Linked DNA regions of Homo sapiens: region 1 is linked to region 2. Evidence: chromatin contacts called from ENCODE Hi-C or POLR2A ChIA-PET data. All regions are on one chromosome and are shown on one strand. The core of a region is the stretch at or near the end of the contact, and the rest is flanking DNA. Distances in the headings are between cores, read along the strand shown.

Region 1 (5,062 bases), core at 134-2,633, 210 kb after region 2:
TTTCTCTCTAATAACAATGATCTTTGCCCACTGGTTTTCAATTCAAAAGGGGAAAGAAGCCTATTTGCCATTCCAAGACTAAAGATATATTTGCTTTCCTAAAGTTGTTATTCTCTCATCTAACTTGAAACATACAGAAAGTCTAAAAAAGGTGATACCACTAAACCTAATCAAAGAGGAAATTCCCTGCCACTTTTAAAATCCCTACATCTTCTGTATCTGCTCTGAATTCAGTCTGCCTTATAATTCAAGATTCAACTAGTTCAAAGAACTCACTCTGTCATAACATTACATAGTATTAAAGTAGAAATATGAGATTTTTTTCACAGCGTATTGTCATGCTTATAGTACATTTTATCTACTGGAGTAATCTAATAACTTCATACTCTCTTAAACACAGCTTCTTGTAAGCACATTAAAACCTATCCTAGGAAGCCCTTCCAAAGGAAGTGACAGCAAAATTCCCCAAAATGTTGCCTGCTTGGAAAGTTACCTAAAAGTTTAGTTCTGAGGAAGTTGACATTGAGTGTTTCTTGGTTTGTACCGTGCTCCTCTCTAGAGGCTGCCCCGTGTGCATAGCTGGCAGAGAGGGACATGGACAGGCATTAGAAGCAGCTCCAGCCAGTCAGAATTGGAGGTCTTGATGGCATTGGAGCTGGAGTTGGGGGGAGCAGTGAGAAAAGGAAGCAGAAACTGTGGTTGATTTCATGCTCCTCTGGCTTGCCTCTCTTACCCTAGGCACAGCCCAGAGATGCTCTGGCAGGGGTGGGAGGCAGCTGGATAGATTAAGAAAGGGCTTTTGTCCCTGCGATTCTCTAACAGACCATATTTGAGATGACAGATGCAAAATAAACAGGCATGACTTTAGACAGGTCCAGAATGGTCTTAATATCCTGAAGCTTATTCTTATTCAAACTTCGCGTTTTAATTGTTTGGAATTCTTAGACAGAGTAGGTGGAATTTCATCCTTTGTATGTTTTAAGGAGAGCTTCGCTCCTCTCTTTACCACCCACCCCCCGCCACCCAGTAAAATACTGAACTTTCATTTTAATCCATAACACTAAATGCTTTTGTGTTTTTCTTTCTTCAAAGACTGTCATTAAGAATGTCTACAAGGAAATCATGGGAAATGACAAAATCTCCCCCAGATTGATTTTTTACGTGTTGTTGGAAATAACCACATAACTAAAAAAAAAAAATGCTCATTCTGGGAAAAAAATCTGTCCAAGGATGTGGAAAACCTCAGCATTAAAAATAATATCCTAAGTAATCCAAAAGGGAAATTAACTTTCACTTTGAAGGCGTTCACTAGCACAAACACTAAAATAATGAGTAAACTGTCTCTCCTGAGAAAATGCCAGCTGTCACCTGCTGCCTCCCACTGGGCTCCAGGTCTAACAAGCCTCGCTCCCTGCCCTAACTTGTGACTCTGTGTCAGGAGACTTTTCTGAAGGACATTTTTTCAAGCAATTAGAAACAATCTACTGTGGGCCAGGCACGGTGGCTCATGCCTATAATCCCAGCACTTTGGGAGGCCAAGGTGAGCAGATCACCTGAGGTCAGGAGTTCGAGACCAGCTTGGCCAACATGGTGAAACCCTGTCTCTTCCAAACACACACACACACACACACACACACACACACACAAATCAGCCGGGCATGGTGGTGTGCACCTGTAGTCCCAACTACCTGGGGGCTGAGGCAGGAAAATCTGTTGAACCTGGGAAGAAGAGGTTGCAGTGAGCCAAGATTGTGCCACTGCACTCCAGCCTGGGAGACAGAACAAGACTCCATCTCAGAAAAAAAAAAAAAAAAAAAAAGGCCGGGCGCGGTGGCTCACACCTGTAATCCTAACACTTTGCGAGGCCGAAGCGGGTGGATCACCTGAGGTCAGGAGTTCGAGATCAGCCTGGCCAACATGGTGAAACCTCATCTCTACTAAAAATACAAAAAATTAGCGGGGCATGGTGCTGTGCACCTGTATTGCCAGTTACTCGGGAGGCTGAGGCAGGAGAATCACTTGAACCCGGGAGGCGGAGGTTGCAGTGAGCCGAGATAGCGCCACTGCACTCCAGCCTGGGTGACAAGAGCGAAACTCTGTCTCAAAAAAAAAAAGAAACAATCTATTGTGTTATTAAACACCAACTTCTCTTATTGTCAAATCACTCAGAATTGGCCAATTTCCCTATTAAGTAAAACTGTCATTGTTATTAAAACATAATAGCAATGCAAGGCACTGTGGAGTACAGAGGGTGTTTAAGTTGATGATGCATATTTTACGACCCTGCAGAGGGGCAAACATGTTCAGGTATCCATTCACACCCACAAACAGTGAGTAGTCTCCTAGGGGGTGGGTTTGTTGAAAATTTCAGAGATCACCTAGGGTCTATGAAATATATCAATAATTTCACTTTTAAATTGTATAGTAGATTTACAGGTATATGTAATATAAGTAATTTAATTATTCATTGTGTATAATGTGACACATTATCATATAAAAGCTAAAAGTTAGAAAAAACAAAGGTCCTGAGCAATATCTTGAGTGTATAATCATTTATTGGAAAATTAGAAGTTGATTTGTGAATGCCATTGTACAGGCTTGACTTGTTGAAACCACCCTCTTCCATGTTACCCTCCACCGAGATTGACATATCTTAGTGTCTTCCACACTTCACAGGGTGACACAGGTTCTGCCACTCAACGCTCACTTCGACCCTCGCCCATAAAATTCCTAAACAGCTTCATCTGTTAGTGGTTTTCAAGAGTAGTAGCATATGTGGACCATGCTGTAATAATCTCCGAAAGACAGATTTGTTAAAGGTTCACAAATGCTTAAGCACAACTATATTCAAACTAATGTTACATTAGACTAAAACAATATCTGCTTTTGAGAAGTGGAGCTACATGCTGGAAGTTTTTTACGAGTAGAGGCTGAGCTGAAAGGGATGGAGAATGAAAACTGAACAGGAGAGAAAATCAAAGGAGAAAAAAAAGTAACTACATTATCTTCCCTTGCATGTTAACATGGAAATAACAAAGACACTGAAACATTCTTGGAGAATTTTAAGAAGGGGTGTATATGGCCAAGTCACCTGAAAAGAACTTTAAGAAACATCTGTCTCCACCCTCAACCCTCAAAACATCTAAAATTAACTTTAGGACATAAACCCAATTACTTTAAAAATACGTTTCCTAGACTTAAGCTGTAAAGTTTAAGTGTTCTCACCACAAAAAAATGTTAAGTATGTAAGGTAATACATATGTTAATTAGCTCCATGTAGCCAATTCGCAGTATATATGTATTTCAGGACATTATATTGTACATGATAAATTTATATAATTTTTGCCTGTTAAAATAAATAACCAAAATAAAATATATCTAAGCAAAGCTAATAAAATAGAAATTACCAGATAGTATTTAAGAAAACCCAAGGTCGCTACTAGTGGCTATGTATAACTTCATGGAGTGCTGGCATATCCAACGGTGTGTTTGTAATCTTTTCCTCTCAGGTTCTCTGATAGCAAGATTCTCTAAATTGAAATGACTGCTTTACTGATTGCCTCTAGTTTTCCCCCTTGTTCTCCCTGAACTATATTAACTTTGTGCTATGTTAGTGACTGTGTATGTTGACAGATTTCCTAGAGAACTGCTGATGAATACTGCCCACAAGAAATCTCACTTTTCCTTTTCATTGACGTATTTGTGTAATTTATAATTCTAACCCATGAGTTAATTCAATGCAGAGATTATTTAAAAGACTACTTGAGACATAGTGTATAGCTAATCCAGGTCCTCATAATCTTTACCAGAAGTTATTTGCTCTTGTGCATAATTGAAAACAAATGTTCTGTGTTGTGTACAATTATTTTGATCTTAAAGGCTATGCTTCGTAGAAAAAGAGAAGGTTAGGATTCTGTAGTTTCCCTTAGTGCTTTCAAGGTATCTTCTTTATAGTCATACTTATCTATATATTAAATTATAATAGTTTATATATAGGCTTGAGTTTATGTATGTATATGATTGTACATGGATATATGTATCTAGATTTGGGAATGCATAGACTTAAAAATAAAATTGTAGACCTTGTCATAACTTAAAATATTACAGATGGAATTTAACATAACATGTCTTTTAAAATCAGGTCTAAAGATTATTAGAAGGATTTGTTGCAAAAACTACCGGATTGGACATAAAACATGGTTTCCAGTCTTCCTTTGTTATGAAATGAGTGAGTCACTTAGCCTATTTGGGCCCCAGTACTTATTTTTAAATTGAAAATACAAAAATAATTGTAGATACTTGACCCTTTAAATGATAATGTGCTGAGAAAACAGGCAGAATGGTCAGCACATTTATTTTATTTCTTGAATTTCACAGATGAAGAATAGCACTTTCACTTACAGCAGCAATGGCAGACAAGACACTCTGTACTCGAAACCAATTATATCCGAAATAAAACATTCTGGTTTGCTGCTGGACTTCCTGGAAGTGGGTAAAACCATCTGTAAGTCCAACCTCTCCTCCCCTCCAAAAAATAAAAAGGAACAAATTGAGACAATGTTGGAGCTTAGAGCCATGAGCAGATAAATGTCCTGAGCAAGAAGCAAGGGAGAGAAACTGTGATTATATTGAGGGGAAATGCCAATAGAAGCACTGTAAATTGCAACCGGGATACTGAGCTTGGGGTCAACAGCAAGGAAAAGGAACTGAATCTGAGATTTTGCATTAACCCAGGTCCCTCAAAGAGTAGTAAATGGCCCCAGGTTAGTAGTCCTCCCACCTACTTGCAGAAACACACCAAATCACCATAGGAAAGAATCTTACGGATATTTCATCAGATTCCCACAATGTATAATCAGATAAGTATTAGTTCACAACCAAAGACATGAAGCGACAAGAGGAAATAAGCCATCTATATTAGAACTGTTAGACATAGAAATGCTGTTTATGAAGTACTTAAAAAGTAAAATATAGGATCAAAATAGTGAGCAAACAACAGAAAATTATCAGGAATAATCAGGCAATTCTTACAAATAACACAATGGAATGTCTACATAAAATA
Region 2 (5,163 bases), core at 2,013-4,512:
TTTTGTATGTCTTGAGAAATAGCTATTCAGATATATAAAAAAATATATTTATATATTATTTAATATATATTTAATTTTATATAATAAATATATATTTATATATTTAATTTATAGATAATATATATTTATATATTTAATATAGATAAATATATTTATATACTTAATTTATAGATAAATATATATTTATATACTTAATTTATAGATAAATATATATTTATATACTTAATTTATAGATAAATATATATTTATATACTTAATTTATAGATAAATATATATTTATATATTTAGTTTATAAATATATATTTATATATTTAGTTTATAAATATATATTTATATATTTAGTTTATAAATATATATTTATATATTTAGTTTATAAATATATATTTATATATTTAGTTTATAAATATATTTATATATTTAGTTTATAAATATATTTATATATTTAGTTTATAAACATATATTTATATATTTAGTTTATAAACATATATTTATATATTTAGTTTATAAACATATATTTATATATTTAGTTTATAAACATATATTTATATATTTAGTTTATAAACATATATTTATATATTTAGTTTATAAACATATATTTATATATTTAGTTTATAAACATATATTTATATATTTAGTTTATAAACATATATTTATATATTTAGTTTATAAACATATATTTATATATTTAGTTTATAAACATATATTTATATATTTAGTTTATAAACATATATTTATATATTTAGTTTATAGATAAATATATATTTATATATTTAGTTTATAGATAAATATATATTTATATATTTAGTTTATAGATAAATATATATTTATATATTTAGTTTATAGATAAATATATATTTATATATTTAGTTTATAGATAAATATATATTTATATATTTAGTTTATAGATAAATATATATTTATATATTTAGTTTATAGATAAATATATATTTATATATTTAGTTTATAGATAATATATATTTATATATTTAGTTTATAGATAATATATATTTATATATTTAATTTATAGATAATATATATTTATATATTTAATTTATAGATAAATATATATTTATATATTTAATTTATAGATAAATATATATTTATATTTAATTTATAGATAAATATATATTTATATATTTAATTTATAGATAAATATATATTTATATATTTAATTTATAGATAAATATATATTTATATATTTAATTTATAGATAAATATATATTTATATATTTAATTTATAGATAAATATATATTTATATATTTAATTTATAGATAAATATATATTTATATATTTAATTTATAGATAAATATATATTTATATATTTAATTTATAGATAAATATATATATATATATATATACACACACACATATTAAGAGGCAATAACTCACTATGTTACTCAGGCCACTTTCGAACTCTTAGGCTCAAGCCATCTTCCTGCCTCTGCCTCCCAAAGTGCTGGGATTACAGGCGTGAGCTGCTATGCCTGGCCTGCCCATTTTAAAATTGGATTATTTTATTTTTTCCTGTTGAGTTGTTTGAGTTCCTTATATATACTGATTGTTCATCCATTGTCAGATGAGTAGTTTGCAAATATTTTCTCCCATTCTGTGGGTTGTCTCTTTACTGTTGATTAATCATTTCTTTTGTTGTGCAGAAGCCTTTTAACTTGATGTAATCCCATTTGTCCATTTTTGCTTTGGTTGCCTGTGCTTGTGGGGTATTACTCAAGAAATCTTTGTTCAGATTACTGTCCTGTAGCATTTGCCCAATGCTTTCTTCTAGTAGTTTCGTAGTTTCAGGTCTTAGATTTACGTATTTTATCCATTTTGATTTGATTTTTGTATGTGGCGAGAGATAGGGGTCTAGTTTTATTCTTCTGCATATAGATATCCAGTTTTCCCAGCACCACTGATTCAAGACTTCCTTTTCCCAATGTATATCCTTGGCACCCTTGTTGAAAATGAGTTCATTGTAAATGTGTGAATTTATTCCTGGGTTCTGTATTTGGTTCCATTCGTCCATGTGTCTGTTTTTATGCCGGTACTGTGCTATTTTAGTTACTATAGCTTTTTAGTATAATTTGAAGTCAGGTAGTGTGATTCGTCTAATTTTGTTGTTTTTGCTTAGAACAGTTTTGGCTTCTCTGGGTCTTTTGTGATTCTATATAAATGTTAGGATTATTTTTTCCATTTCTGTGAAGAATGTCTTTGGTATTTTGATAGTGATTGCATTGAATCTGTAGATTGTTTTGGGTAGTATGGACATTTTAACAATACTGATTCTTCCAATCCATAAATTTGGAATATCTTTCCATTTTTTTTTATGTGTGTTCTCTTTGGTTGCTTTCATCAGTATTTTATAATTTTTATTTTAGAGATCTTTCACTTTGGTTATATTTATTCCTAAGTATTTTATTTTACTGGTAGCTTTATAAATGGGATTACTTTCTTGGTTTCTTTTTCAAATTGTTTGCTGTTGGCATATAAAAATGCTATTGATTTTTGTATGTTGATTTTGTATGCCGTAACCTTACTGAATTTATTTATTAGTTCTGATAGTTTTTTTAGTTGCATACACATGTATCATGGTTAGCATATATCCACATAACTTTTTTTGTGGCATCGTGTGCAATACGTACATTACAGAAAAATAAATATATTTTGTTGGTTTGTGTGTTTGTTGATGTCTAAATGATAAAGCTAAGTAAAAACTTATAAACATGATTATATTTGTAGCAACAACTTTTTATCAATATGGACACCACAGAATTTGTTAGATTATCTCCTTATGTGGCCTTTATAACCCATTTCTAGAAAGGTCAGAGTAAATTATGTTGTTTAAGCTATAAATTATCTATTTTTTTCCACTTGAGAATACCTTTTCCCCTAGGCAAGCATTTCTGCTTAACACAAATAGGTTTTAGGTCACAATTATTAGATGGCATTGCAGAGTTGATGGAATCAACACATCATGACTTGAAATTCAGGTCTGGGCAGAGTCTAGACACTTGTTTTGGTAATAGGAATATCTGGGCTGTTCATATACAGTTAGCTCACATTTGGACAGAAAACCTTTCTCCGCATTAAGATTTCGAAAGCTTTTAGCCTCTGTAAAATGTCTAGTGGTGCCGAATAAGAATAAGGGAAAAAAGTTCTTGTAGAAAAACATCCTTTCCCTTGTAACCAGTTCCTATTCACGTAAGAAGGTAATAGCTATTCCTTCATTCAGTAATGAAGTTGAAGTAATCCTCCAGGGTACTCATTTTACACAAAAACAAATTGCAGTTTTCATTTGCATCACTGGGTGGCGATTTTTCATAGCCTTATACTACTATTTAAAAATCCAGCAAGCATGGCACTATTCGTAATTACCAGGGTTTTCTCCTGTTATGACATGTTTAATTGTACTTTTAAGACATTATCTTTAAGTTGATTACAAATTTACTAGTGTAGTGGCAAGCTCATAGTTATTTTAAGTTAGGAAAAGGGATATTGCGTAAATGTTAGGATATAATTCCTTCCAAAACTAAGACAAAAGCATGAATTAGCTTATTATGTTATAGCAAAAAGAAGGAAAAATAACAACAAAAAGTAATAGGATATAAATGAAAAGGAACAATTTAGATATTGTTGTTGGTTCACTAATATTGTTGACCAAATATTGAATATAACTTTGAAGCAGGCAGAATGAAATTGGGCAAACACTATTGTAGAGATTAAAGGAATTGGGTTACAGTACAAGGGAAATGCATCATGGTTTTCAGAATATGCAGGTGCTTCTTCAAGTAGGGCATAAGAACTTCTAGTTTCCATTAAGCTAATTATTTTGTAACACTTGCTGAATTTAGAACCAGAATTTAATAATTCACAGCAGCTTGGATTTCACCTTTTAAAATACTTAAAACACATTGAAATATGTAATTTAGTCTCACCTTCTGTTTTCCAGTCTCAATGATCAGTCAGATATTGAAAATAAGTGAGTTATTTTTAAGATTATCTCCTATGGAATTCCTCATTCTGGGAACCAAACCACATATACATACTTCATTTAAACTATCATATTTTTATATGGAACTTTTAAAGGTAGTCTCTTCATCGCTGTGTTGTTTCCTTTATTTAAAAGTGGAAATTTAGCTGTATACATAAAAATTTACATTCTAAGGAATGAGGGACAGTAAGTCACTTTGATTCTGTCTAGGGTTGAAGGCTTTAATTAAAACAGTGACAAAAACTAAACAGGTTTTCAACATGTGCTTCCTATTTTTATTGCCTGTTCTTACAAAAAATGTATACCAGATCTTTAAAAAATTAGAGTGTTTATGGATTAAAAAGTAACTTACCCTATCGCTGTCTCCTTACCCACGTATCGGGATATCCAGAAAAACTCGATTTACATTTAATTTACTTAGCAGTTTTTGTGTTTTTACTTTTGACCTTTAAATTGCAAAGCAAGTATGCCAGGATTTTTCAACTAACTTCATGATGTAGATGCTTGTTTTTCTATTAAGAAATGTGGAGTTGTGTGTCTAATGGATAGAATTAACAGTATTTTCAGTCACTGTTACCTGATTCTGGTTTACCTGTTAATCTAGCAGCGTTTCAGTTTCAGTTTTTCGGAGGTGAAAAAGTTAGGTTAGGCCATCCCCGTGTGGGGTACACCACCCTTCCTTAACTCCTTGAATGTACAGTGAAAGGCAATTGCATGAAGGAAGAGGAGAGGTGCCAACTGTACTCAGAGGCAGAACTGAGCCTTCTGTTTGGCACAGTTAATTGTGGGAAAGTCATTCATTTTTTTCGGGGACTCAGTGGATTTAGTTGACTCAAACGTAAATTAGGGATCTATCTCTCTGTGATTCTAACCCTTCTGTGCATTAGGGGATACTTAGAAAAAAATACTGGTGCTGGGACCCATTCCTAGATTCTGATTAAAAGGTCCTGGGATTAGGCCCAGGAATTGATTTTTTCCCCCCAGAGTTCTCCAGATGATTCTAGAGTTCATGCAAGGCTGAGAAGCACTACAGTTCACTCTCTAATAATTGTATGTCATCAAATAATGTGTTGAGACACTTTGAAAAAGACTTCATAAAATATAAAGTTACAGTTTCTTTTTTAGTTGAGCCATAAACAAAAAGCAAATAAAACCACAGAATTTCTGGGTAATT

What was found. Hi-C counts contacts between places; a loop is a spot of excess contacts on that map. ChIA-PET counts read pairs that join two places held with the same protein, here RNA polymerase II (POLR2A). Pooled maps may share reads with other maps.
Region 1: a loop to region 2 is called in a map of K562, with 4 times the contacts of the local background. The contact joins two enhancer-like sites. A Hi-C loop is called at or near these places in 2 of 168 maps with a recorded cell type or tissue (Calu3 and K562) and 2 of 50 pooled maps. POLR2A ChIA-PET finds 5 or more read pairs at or near these places in 3 of 52 experiments (H1, OCI-LY7 and PC-9).

The regions. Positions count from the first base shown.
Region 1 is chr7:7,894,533-7,899,594 of GRCh38, forward strand. The region is part of intron 3 of LOC124901586 (a long non-coding RNA gene); the gene reads right to left. Among named protein-coding and RNA genes, the nearest start is that of GLCCI1-DT, 72 kb to the right of the region's middle. Within about 2 kb of position 1,384, at least 2 of the 41 ENCODE cell types and tissues checked have a DNase peak (open chromatin) inside an H3K27ac peak, as active enhancers do.
Region 2 is chr7:7,678,374-7,683,536 of GRCh38, forward strand. The region is part of intron 4 of RPA3 (replication protein A3); the gene reads right to left. All of the region lies in intron 2 of UMAD1 (UBAP1-MVB12-associated (UMA) domain containing 1), which reads left to right. Among named protein-coding and RNA genes, the nearest start is that of RPA3, 38 kb to the right of the region's middle. Within about 2 kb of position 3,263, at least 10 of the 41 ENCODE cell types and tissues checked have a DNase peak (open chromatin) inside an H3K27ac peak, as active enhancers do.